Linked DNA regions of Homo sapiens: region 2 is linked to region 1. Evidence: chromatin loops called from intact Hi-C (ENCODE). Cell type or tissue: sigmoid colon. All regions are shown on one strand. Links, peaks and the distances in the headings refer to the core of each region. The heading gives the core; the rest is flanking DNA.

Evidence for each region. Hi-C counts contacts between places; a loop is a spot of excess contacts. Peaks named below come from ENCODE experiments on the same cell type or tissue, not always from the same donor. Only the 100,000 strongest peaks of a DNase experiment are listed, where the experiment ranks them.
Region 2: a loop joins it to region 1, with 5 times the contacts of the local background. A loop is called at or near these places in 7 of 110 quality-filtered maps.

The regions. Positions count from the first base shown.
Region 1 is chr11:76,148,864-76,154,764 of GRCh38, reverse strand. No RefSeq gene overlaps it. Among named protein-coding and RNA genes, the nearest start is that of WNT11, 55 kb to the left of the region's middle. RefSeq lists enhancers at 1,227-1,286, 2,187-2,276, 1,928-2,808. In sigmoid colon, for the core only: CTCF peaks have their summits at 2,204 and 2,405 (motif pointing right); a DNase peak (open chromatin) is centred at 2,424; H3K4me3 peaks cover 610 bases; H3K27ac peaks cover 888 bases.
Region 2 is chr11:75,703,955-75,709,855 of GRCh38, reverse strand. The region is part of intron 1 of LOC105369392 (a long non-coding RNA gene); the gene reads left to right. Among named protein-coding and RNA genes, the nearest start is that of MOGAT2, 11 kb to the left of the region's middle. In sigmoid colon, for the core only: a CTCF peak has its summit at 3,422 (motif pointing left); a DNase peak (open chromatin) is centred at 3,385.

The DNA.
Region 1 (5,901 bases), core at 1,383-3,882:
TCTTTTCCTTCTCCCCCTCTTTCCTGAAGCCTGGCACACACTGAACCCAGAAGTCAGAGGGGGCATTTGGGAATGCAGCCGTGGTGGAGTGAGAGACAGAAACACTTTGGGCACAGTGAGGCCAGGAGGGACCCCACTTGGCGCTGCAAATGGTCAGAGTCTGTCTGGTGGATGCGCTGCCAACAGGAGCCACAGCCCCTTCCACAGCCTGGACCCTCCAGGGGCTGAAGAAAAGAAAAGAAAAGGTTGAACTCAAAGAGGGAGGGAAACCCAGGGGTTAAAGGCATCAGGGGAAATAGTTCAGGGGCCAGAGAGTCTAGAGGAGAGGGCCTAGCCACAAAGGGCACCCAAGGATCTAGAAGGAAGACCCAGGTTGGGGACGGGTGAAGCCAGCCCTCCCAGGGCTTCCCACCTCCTCTCATAGGGTGGGCAGCTATGGCACAACCCTGAAATAAAGACTGTTTCCATGTCCTCCTGGGTCCTGTTTTTTCCGGGTGGTGTGGAGGACGGATGATGAATTGCAAGGAAGAATTATTATAGACTGTTCCATTCTTCCATTTTCACTCTCGAGAACATTTTACAAACTAAAAACTAAATATAAACTAAGGTCTATAGCTCTCCCACAACCATTAAACCAAAACAAGTTTACAAATTAAAACCACACAAAACTACTAAGCCAATTAAATTCATATTAGCAATATTAACGTGGTGGATGATATTTTGCTGAAACTAAATCACTGTCTATCCTGTGACCCTGGCAATCCTGCCACATGCCACACTGCCAGTTCCTCAGCCTTTAACATGCCCACACTACAGGTCAATGACAACTTATTTCTCTCCCTCCGAATCTCTAGGGCTCCTTTGTCTGGGCTGCAGGCCCCAACATCCCTGGGACTTCACTCAGCAGGAATGCTTCGTGCGTCCAGTCGCCTGCTCTGTCCCTGCTCTGTGGCAGTGAGAGCAGCAGCCGAGGCTGGGGTGTTAGTCATTCCTTTGACTCCTTCACCAATTCCCCCATTTACTGCCTCCAGGGCAGAGTGGATACAGCCCAGAACGATAAAGGGAGTTGAAATGCTGCCTGTCTGGAAAGCCAAGCTTTCCCCACAAGGCCAGGCTTTGTTGAGCAAGGAGAGGATGTGTGACTTCTGACCAGACAGAGCCTGGAGGACTTTGAATGTACAACCATCAAAACAAGCAAACAAACAAAAGCCATAGAGGAGAGAAAAATACACGCTGGTGATGATGTAGGAGTCTTCTCACCTTTGAAAGAGGAAGTGAAGGTGTGAACAGCTGCAGTGGGGGCTATTTGGAAGGCAGGAAGCCCAAAGTCAAAAGATTCGTGGAGCTGGAGAGAAGCACTTCCTCTCCGGTCCCTGTCCCCTTCTGGGTTCTAAATGGGAAACAGGGACCTGACTGCCCAAGGCCTGCCAGGAAGAGCCAGGCAAGCCTTCATAGAAGTCCTCCGTGTTCCTCAGGGTGCAGGACAGCCAACCAGCAGAGTAGAGAAGTCCATGCAGGTGGCCTGATCTCAGCAGTGAGGGAAAGTGGGCTAGGTGGCTGAGCCCCAAGGGAGCCGAGTGGGCCTTGCCCTGGGGCACAGGGTCCCAGGGTGAGAACCAAGGAAGGGCCTCTGCAGTGGGGCCGGCCCCTGACACCCAGATGAGCCACACCACGGGCAGGTCAGGAGACACTTGCCTGAAGCCTGGTCCCTGGGGCCAGAAGGGGTGAGGTCAGGAAATTTGGGGAATTTGAGCATTTACCCCCTAGGGGATAATCTTTAACTAGAGATGAATGAGTTGCCTTGAAGTGGTCAGATAAGCGTTTTGCTGCCAGCGGCCAAAACAGGTTCGGGTGAGGACAGTTACGGGGAAATAAAGTGATATTTCTGCACATTAGGGTTGTGGCTGTAAATTACACCCCATCACATGCGGTGGCTTCCTTGTGCCAGCAGGATGGGCCGGGACTAAAGCTGAGTCTATGGAGGCAGCCAGAGGGGTCAGGATGCACTTTGAAAAAAAAAAAAAAAATCACCAGGCAGTTTTGGGCGTTTGGGAGGGGGTGAAGTAGTGAAAAAAAAAATCATCAACGCTGAAATACAAAATACAATCATCAGGAAACACCCTGGGTAGGAGGGGCGCCGTCTGTAGATCCCTTGAGGAACTCGGACCACCGCCCGCGCCTCCTCCGCGCGGTGGCCCATCGCCCAGCTCCAGCCTCTGAATCCTTCACAGGAGCCGTGCTCTTCTCTACTCCAAGCCCCTGCACAGGCTCTTCGCTCGGCCTGGCATGGGCTGTGTCTGGGTTCAGGTCTCAGTTTACAGCTCACTTACCCGAGGCTTGCCTGAGATCTTTCCTGGTCGCCCGTGGTTTCCCCAAAGCGCCACTCCATGGCTGTTCAGCCAGTGCCGACCGACAGGGGGAGCCCAGTCAACGTGAGAGGCAGGAAGGAATGGCGGGAACGGGGCCCGCAGGGCTGAGGTCAGGCAGAGACGTGACTCAAAGGTCCTGATTTCAAGTCCTAGCTCTGTCACTTTTTAGCTCTGTGAACTTAGCCAAGACTAACTTCTCCGGGTCCCAACTGCTTCCTCTGTAAAATGGACACTCAACACACCAAGACGAATCTATCCAGTTTTCCTGAGCACAAGCTGTGCCTTAAAATCCCGCGCCTGCCCCGTGGGAGCTCATGGGCTACTGAAGGTGACAGATAGGGAAACATACACGTAGGGACATGTAGGAAGGGCTGTGCTGGAAGCACACACAGGTAGTGGGGGAACACAAAGGAGGGAGAGTGGGTGGGTGGAGAGTGGGGAAGACGTCAGAGAGGACTTCAAAGAGGAGAAGAGGGTAGCTGAGCTCTGGCATACAGGTGGACAGAGGTTTGCTGTGGGTTAGGGGGGAAGATTCTAGGCAGAGACATCATGGCGGCAAAGGCCCCAGGGCTGCAGGAGCAGGGCGTTCTGGGAATGGCAAGTGCATCCACCTGGCTGGAGGGCAGGGTGTGTGCCACAAGGCACAGCGGACTCCAGTCACCTGTCATCCATCATCCATAGCCAATCTTGTTTCCTCCACACCCCATTCACACCCTATCCCCAATCCCAGACAGATGCATCTCATCTGTAAATATTTCTCTATGCATCTAAGCAACAAAGACTTAAAAAACCAAAACCACAATGCTATTATCACACCTAAACAAATAACAAGTCCTTCATATCATATTTAGTCAGTGCTTCCATTTTGATTGTCCCTTAATTTCTTTTTTTCAGTTTGTTTAGTTTACAGGAACCAAGCACGGTTCATAATGGGATTGATTTATATGTCTCTTGAGTCTCTTGTTAATAGGTTTTCCCTTCTTCTATGTATTTTTTCTTTCAATATATTTATTGGAGAAACCAGGTGGCTCGTCCTGCGGGGTTTCCAACCGTCTGGATTTTTCTGATTGCATTTTCCTGGTGTTAAAGGCTCATCTGCCCTTTGAATTTCCCATAAACTGGTAGTTAGATCCAGAGCAGTACCACCCAATAGTAAATCATGTGAGCCACAAGTGCAAGTCACATATGTAATTTTAGATTTTCAGGTAGTAACATTTTAAAAAGCAAAAAGAAATGGATGAAATTAATTGTATCTTACTTAACTCAATATATTCAAAATATTATCATTCTAACGTCATCAATATAAAAATTAATACAAAAGAATTTACATTCTTTTTTGTACAAAGTCTCTGCAGTTCAGTGTGGATTGTGTTCATAGCACATCTCAATGTGGATTAGCCACTGTTCAATGACTTCAGAACTCCATGTGGCTGGTGTCTGCTGTCTTTGGACAGCACGGATAGATGCTTCATTATATTCAGGGTCAAACTTATGCCAAGGCTATTTCAAAGGTGTGTGCTTTTCCATCAGGAGGCATCAGGTGTCTGGTTGCCTGCCTTTCTGTGCCATTGATGAGCATTGTCTTAGACGTGCTCATTATTTAGGAGTTGCGAAGAGCTGACAGCCTAATTCTATGATCCCTTCTGAATCTTTTTACTTGGAATATTTATATAAGAGAAACTTCCCTTCACCAACTATCCAGTTAACTAGTGTGTACAATGCATATAGCAAAGGTAAGTAAATGTTGCTTTCTTTTATGTAACAGTTCTCATAGGGTGAGAGCTGTGTTTAGGACAGGTCAGGTGCTTGCCATGTGGAGAGTGGGCTAGAGGGCACAAGAGTAGCTGAAGAGCGCCTGGGGAGGAGGTGATTATAATCCAGGCATGCTGAACTCAGGGGCAGCAAACCACCCCTTCCCATAAACCTCAGGAATCTCCTTCAAAAGGCCCAAGAAGCTCCAAGCCACCTTCATGGTGCCCCTTCTGCCCTGGCCTGTACCCTGGAATAGTCACTCCAGTCAGGCCCCCATCCCAGGCTGTCCCTCTTCAGGGGCCAGGCGGGAAATTCGCCTGCAGCCTCCCACCCATGCAGATGGACAGCTCAGCCCACTCCTGCCCGGCCACCCTTCCTTGCTGTCCTCACCATGCCCTGGGGCTCCCCCTTCTCCCCTGTCACCCCAAATTTTCTCTGGGGCCTTGCTCCTTTCATTGTCCCGTCTTCTTCCTGAACCTTTGCCTTCTCCCTGCTACTGGCTCCATCCCACTCGCATTTACAGGAAATCTTCCTTCGGTCTCACAGTCCCCTCCAACTCCCACCCATATTTTTCTCCAGCACTTTATAGCTAAACTCGCAAGAGTTGTCTACACTCACTGTCTCTACTTCCCCACTGTGCACGCCCACTGCCCCTTGCTTCCTTGCTGCTCCCCAACCCTGAAACAGCTCCCATGGAGGTCACCAAGGGCTTCAGGCTGTGCCTGCCCTCACCTCCCATGGCTCCTGGGTCTTTGGCCCTGTTGACCCTTCCCCATCTCCATGGTTTCTGTCCTGTGTCTAGTCCCACAGTCTTCCACGCTCAGCCTTGGGGGAAGCTCCTTGGGCCTCTGTTCTGGCCGCTCTTCTGCTAACCCTGTGCACAGATCCCCCTCCTTCCCCCCACCCAGCCATATCCCCTGCCCCCGGCCCTCAGACACAGGCTCAGTCCTCCCCTCCCCAACTACCTGCCTTACACCCAGCTCCAGCGCAGCTCTGTGCCCTCTGTACTTTCCTGTCTCAGCCACAGGCCTGGCAGCTTCCTGAGGGCAGGCACTGTGTCTGCCTTGTGCATTTCTCACCCTGGAGCCTAGTCCAGCGCTTGGTGTGCAGTGTGCAGTCAGTAACCATTAAACGCACGAGTAATGCAGGTTCCCAGCAACGCCTTTGTTCTTGCTTCTTACCCTGGCTGGTAGCCCTGGCCCCGTTTCACCCCCTCGACCTGCCTGTCAGACACAGCTAAGGGGAGTCCTCAAAGAAGCACCTCCTGCCCCTCTTACCCCCGCCCCTTTTATGCCTGTGAGTCATTATGTACACGGCCGACCTCATGGACTTTTGACAGTTATATCGCATTTCCGGCAGTTATAAATACACATTTTTCCCCCTTAAAGTTGCTCCACACCCCATAGCACAATGCTGTGAGGTGCTCAGTTTTTCCACTCCCTGCACAGAGATGTCCCCCGGATTTGCTCCTCCCTCTTAACTGGGGCTGCGGAGTCGGGAGGACTCTCGGCAGAGGGCAGGATGTTCAGATGGGTGGGACAGAAGGAGAGGCTGTGGGGCCTCCACAGGGCTTGGGGTGCGGAAGAAAGAGCCCTGGGGGAGAGGTCAGGGCCTGGTCCGGCCCCAGTGTGGCCTTGGGATCTGTGTGATCTTCAGCAGGTCATCCTTCTTTGGGGGTTTCCTGTGGGTTCCTGGGTCAAGTAGTGATGGGAACACCTTGCCCACACACTCTGCAGGCTGGCCTTGGGATCAAATGCAATTATTTGGGGGGAGCGTTGAG
Region 2 (5,901 bases), core at 2,223-4,722, 450 kb after region 1:
TCCCAAGTAGCTGGGATTACAGGCATGTGCCACCACACCCGGCTAATTTTTGTATTTTTAGTAGAGACGGGGTTTCACCGTGTTGGCCAGGTGTGTCTCAAACTCCTGTTAAAGCTAGAATTTGAATGGGGAAATACTGGAAGTGTTTCTGCTAAGTGCAGGAAAAAACAAAGAGGCCCTCTACTATTCTATGTTGTACTGGAGATATTAGGCAAAGCAGTCAGAGAAATCAATAGGAAACAAGAATTTGGGGGAAAAGGAGTAAATTTATCCCTTGCAGATGATATGATTGCATACCCCGAAAACCCTAGAGAATGAATGGTAAAATTAATCCAGATAACGGAAAATTCAGTGAAATAGCAGGATATAAAATTAACATACAAAAATTAATAACCTCAGTATACACAAGCAATGTCTAGTTAGGGAATATAATGAAGGAGAAAACTCTATTTATATAGTAACAAAGAAGATGAACTACTTAGGAATAAACGTAATAAGAAATATGCAAAAGCTATATAAGAAGAACTTTACAACACTCCTGGAAGATGCTCAAGTAGAAGTAAAATAAACGAAAAGACATCACTTGTTCCTGTTTAGGATGTCTCAACATCATAAAAATATAAGTTCCTTCTTATTTAATTTATAAATTTAATGCAATCCCAGTAAGAACACCAATAAATTTTTATTTTGAGATGGAGTCTCGCTCTGTCACCCAGGCTGGAGTGCAGTGGCGTGATCTTGGCTCACCGCAACCTCCGCCTCCTGGGTTCCAGCAATTCTCCTGCCTCAGTCTCCTGAGTGGCTGGGAATACAGGTGCGCAGCACCACACCCAGCTAATTTTTATATTTTTTAGTAGAGATGGGGTTTCACCATATTGGCCAGGCTGGTCTCGAACTCCTGACCTCATGATCTGCCCACCTCAGCCTCCCAAAGTGCTAGGATTACAGGCATGAGCCACTGTGTCCGGCCACTAATCAACTTTTTAATGGAACTAAACAAGTTGATACTGAGCATTATATGGAAAAATAGGTATGAAGGATTAGCCAGGAAAACATTAAAGACAGCGTCTTCCATATGAGGCTCAGTATCAACATGTCTAGTTCCACAAAAAAAAAAAGTTTATTGATGTTTTTGTTGGGGTTGCATTAAATGTATAAATTAAATAAAGAGGAATTAACTTTTGTATATATTGATCTTGTGTCCTGGGACCTTGCCATTTTTACTTCTGTTGGGAATAGGCCCCCAAAATCGGGCCATAAACTGGCCCCAAAACTGGCCATAAACAAAATCTCTGCAGCACTGTGACATGTTCGTGATGGCCGTGACAAAGGTTGTGGGTTTACCGGAATGAGAGCAAGGAACACCTGGCCCACCCAGGGCAGATAACCGCTTAAAGACGTTCTTAAATCACAAACAATAGCATGAGCCATCTGTGCCTTAAGGACATGCTCCTGCTGCAGATAACTAGCCAAACCCATCCCTTTATTTTGGCCCATCCCTTTGTTTCCCTGAGGAATACTTTAAGTTAATCTATAATCTATAGAAACAATGCTTATCACTGGCTTGCTGTTAATAAATACGTGGGTAAATCTCTTTTCGAGGCTGTCAGCTCTGAAGGCTGTGAGACACCTGATTTCCCACTCCACACCTCTATATTTCTGTGTGTATGTCTTTAATTCCTCCAGCGCTGCTGGGTTAGGGTCTCTCCCACCAAGCTGGTCTCGGCAACTTCCTAGTTCCAGGAGACTTTTTGTAGATTCTTTGGGGTTTTTTTTACATAGACGGCGACGTCACCTGTGAGTAAAGAGTTTTATTTCTTCCTTCCCAATCTGTATAACTTTTATTTCTTTTTATTCGTTTGTTTTATTGCACTAGATGGTAAGAGACAACATCCTCGCCTGGTTCCCAAGCTTAAGGGGAAAGGATCCAGTTTCTCATCATTAAGCATGATGTTAACTATAGATTATTTGTAGACCTCCTGGCAAGACCTTCTGGTCTGGCATATATTAGAGAATGTATTGAATGAATGAATGCATGCATGCATGCATGCATGAATGGATGAATGAAAGTATCTGGAACATAAAGTGGTGGAGGAGTGGGAGAAGACAAGCATGGAACTAAAAATTAGGAATTATATTAGGCCCAGTTTTTATTTTTTATTTTTTATTTTTTTTAATTTAAAAGTAAACTTTAATGTCAAAAATGCAAACTTGGGAAGGGCAGAAAGATCACACAGAAGTCATTTCCTCTGAAGGGGAAGATTGGGAGAGATCAAGGGATATAGTCCTGGGTGACCAGGAAGAGAAGCAAAAGTCCACCCTTGAACATGTTGGGTTCAGGGGAACCTGGAGGGTTGCGTGGTGAACGGGCAGAGGGGCTCCTCACTTCCCAGATGGTGGGGCGGCTGGGCAGAGGTGCTCCTCACTAGGCCCAGTTTTTAAAGGTCTTGAATGCCTCAGAGCTCTCAGCCAGCAGGCTGATTCATCTAACAAGAAATAACCAAATGAACCTGCGACCAAAGCCAAGTGCTGCTGGTGGGTGCCATACAGAGGACCCCATTAGCCACTGGGTGCTGAGTGCCCACCTCTGCTGGCAAGGCCTGGCCTGCCCTGGTGGCCTCTTGCCCTTAGCAAAGAATGAAGAGGACTTTTTTTTTTTTTTGACAGTTTGGCCCTAAGGACCCGGGATTTCTGTCTGTGCTACTGGCTTTAGGCCGGGCACAGAAGAATGACAGGTACCGGTTCTGCTTCTCATTCCTTAGGTGACCTTGAGGAAGCACAGACCCTCTCTGGGCCTGTTTCCAAATCCACAGACTAGGGATGGGGATAGAATTATAGGGGAAAGAACTAGCGTTAAGGGCCTACTGTGAGTTGTTCTTTATATTAATACTTCTTAAAGAGCTAGGATTTTTGAGTGTCTACTATTAAATAGGCAACCTATGTGTATTATTTCATTTAATTCTCAAAGCAGCCTTCTGAGGTGGATGCTGTTAGAATCACTAGCCGGCACATATACAAACTGACATGTCATGTACCTCTCACAACAACCCTCCAACATAGGTTAGTCCCGCCAGGCTCTGGGAAGTGAAGCCGTGTATCTAAGGTCTCGCAGTTAATAGGCGGCAGAATTTAGGTTTAATTTGGGCCTCTTTACCCCAGCCCTTACTTTCCCCTTCATCATACTCTCCCTCCACGATTATAACTGTTCTCCTTTGTTGCCCAGCCCATGAAATCCTCAGGCTCCGGGACCCCATGTCCTCAATGTTAGACACAGAGCCTCGTGCAGGGCAAGTGGGAGGGACGTTAGGATGAAGGATCCAGCGGAGGCGCAGTAGGAGGGGAATGAGAGGGAGGAGAGGAGGCAGCGGGGAGGAGGCAGGCAAGCGCCCGCGGTGAGGAACTGCGCCCTCTGGTGGTCATTCTGAGAAGCTGCGGACAAGGTGGACTTGGTGCCCAGCGTGGGGCGGGCTCAGGCTCGGGAGAAGCATGGCAAGGGCCCGAGCTATAAGGAGGATCACCCACCGAGGTGGCTAAAGGCTCTAGTCCTGCTGCCTTTGGCTGGAGGAGAGTTAAGTCTGTCCCTCTCCAGGACTTGTCAGGATGGAGAATTCTGAGCTTTGCTCGGACTCCATCAGCGGTTGAGCCCCCGTCCGTGGTCAGGCAAGCTTTGGAGTGTGTCCAATGAGAAGGAATTATTATCTCATTTGACGGAGGAGGAAACAAACTCAGAGGTATTAAACAAATCGCTCCAGCTCACCACAGTAACGCCCCCTTTCTTCATCTGCTTTCTTTTTTCGTTTGTTTGTTTTAATAAGACTGTTTTGAACCCACCTAGTTCCTGGCCTTCTTCTCTCTTTATTTGCCCTCTCTCCCCGGGTGATCTTGCTCATGACATGGTTTTAAAACCCATCTGCGCACGATGCCTCCCAAGTTTAGATCTCCACCCCTCACCCTTCTCTGGGCTCCAGACTGCCAACTGGGTATCTTCACTTGGGTAGCTCCGAGGCACCTCAAACCCAACATGTTCAGGGGTGGCATCTTGCTTCTCTTCCTGGTCACCCAGGACTATATCCCTTAATCTCTCCCAATCTTCCCCTTCACAGGAAATGACATCATCCTCCAGCCAGTTACTCAAGGCAGAAACCCAGGAAACATTCTAGATTCCTCCCTTACCTTACACCTTCACCTTCAACCCATGAACAGGTCCTGTTGCTTCTAGTTCCAAAATATACCTTGAATGCAACCGCTTCTTCCCATCCATTTTCCATCTCCAAGTCACCCTCAACTGCAGGGACTTCTGCAATAGCCTTCATGCTAATGTTTCTACCTCTTTTTTGGGGCGGGGGGACAGGGTCTCGCTTTGTCACCCAGGCTGGAGTACAGTGGCTCCATCTCGGCTCACTGCAATCTCCACCTTGTGGGTTCAAGCGGTTCTCTTGCCTCAGCCTCCTGAGTAGCTGGGACTACAGGTGTGGGCCATCACACCTGGCTAATTATTTGTCTTTTTGGTAGAGACGGGTTTTCACTATGTTGGCCAACCTGGTCTCGAACCCTTGACCTCAAATGATCCTTCTGCCTCAGCCTCCCAAAGTGCTCGGATTACAGGCCTGAGCCACCGCACCCAGCCTCCTACCTCTCTTATTGATTTATTCATTCAACAAATCATTGATGAGCACATGCTGCTTACCAGGAACTGTCCTGGACACTGTGGAAACAGCAGATGCAATATTGCCCTCTAGCCTCTCCCTGTCTATTCTCCAAACAATGGGCTTGTTACTGTTCTGTGTGTCTGTGTTTGTGTGTTTTAATTATGCAGTTTCTCGCTTAACACGTATATGCTGACTTTCAACTATTCACTGTGGCCCAAAGTGCCTGTGTAACCTAGTATTTCCAGCACCTTCTCCCAGCAAGCCTCTCCTCTTCTCCATCCATGTCCACTGGGTTTTAACCACACTGCCTTCCTTTCATCCTTCTGATTCCTCAACTAGGCCATATTCTTTGCCAGCCACCTGAGGGCCTTTGCTCATGCTGTTCCTTTGGCCTGGAGTGCCCATTCCCCTCACTCTGTGTGCTGCCGAGTCCTCCTTCAGGTCTTGGTTTTTTGTTTTGTTTTGTTTTGAGACGGAGTCTCACTCTGTCACTCAGGCTGGAGTGCAATGGCACGATCTCGGCTCACAGCAACCTCTGCCTCCTGGGTTCAAGCAGTTCTCCTGCCTCGGCCTCCTGAGTAGCTGGGACTACAGGTGCATGCCACCACACCCAGCTAATTTTTTTTTTTTTTTTTTTTTTAGTATTTTTAGTAGAGACAGCATTTCACCATGTTGGCCAGGCTGGTCTTGAACTCTTGACCTCAGGTGATCCACCTCAGCTTCCCAAAGTGCTGGGATTACAGGCGTGGGCCAGCGCACCCAGCCCAGGTCTTGGTTTAAATGACACCTTCTCTGAACACCCTATTTCCTCTCTTTGTACCCTGTCTATTTCTCCACAGCCCTTATCTATTACAATAGATGGTAAACTCCTTTAGGGCAGGAAACAGGTTTATGTAATTCACCAATCTGTCCTCAGCACCCAGGTGTGCTTGTTGAATAAAGGAACTTGGAACTAAGGCTGTCTCTTCCCACTATAGCCCTTCTGAGAGCTGAAGGGAGTGCCTGCTCTTCTGAGGTTTCTTTTCTTCTGGCTGAACACCCCATGCAGTAGCCTGGCCTATGCAGCACTGCTCAAACTGTGTTCTGTTTGAAATGTTGTTATCTCGTAAAGGTTCCATGGTGAATGAAGTTTAGAGTGTCACAGTATCCAGCATGGGGTAAAGGCTCTGAGAAGTCCTGCTGTAAGGAGCCCATTTAGCTGGGTTCAACCCAGACATTCCCAGCCTTGTTTATCTAACTACTGGGATACAAT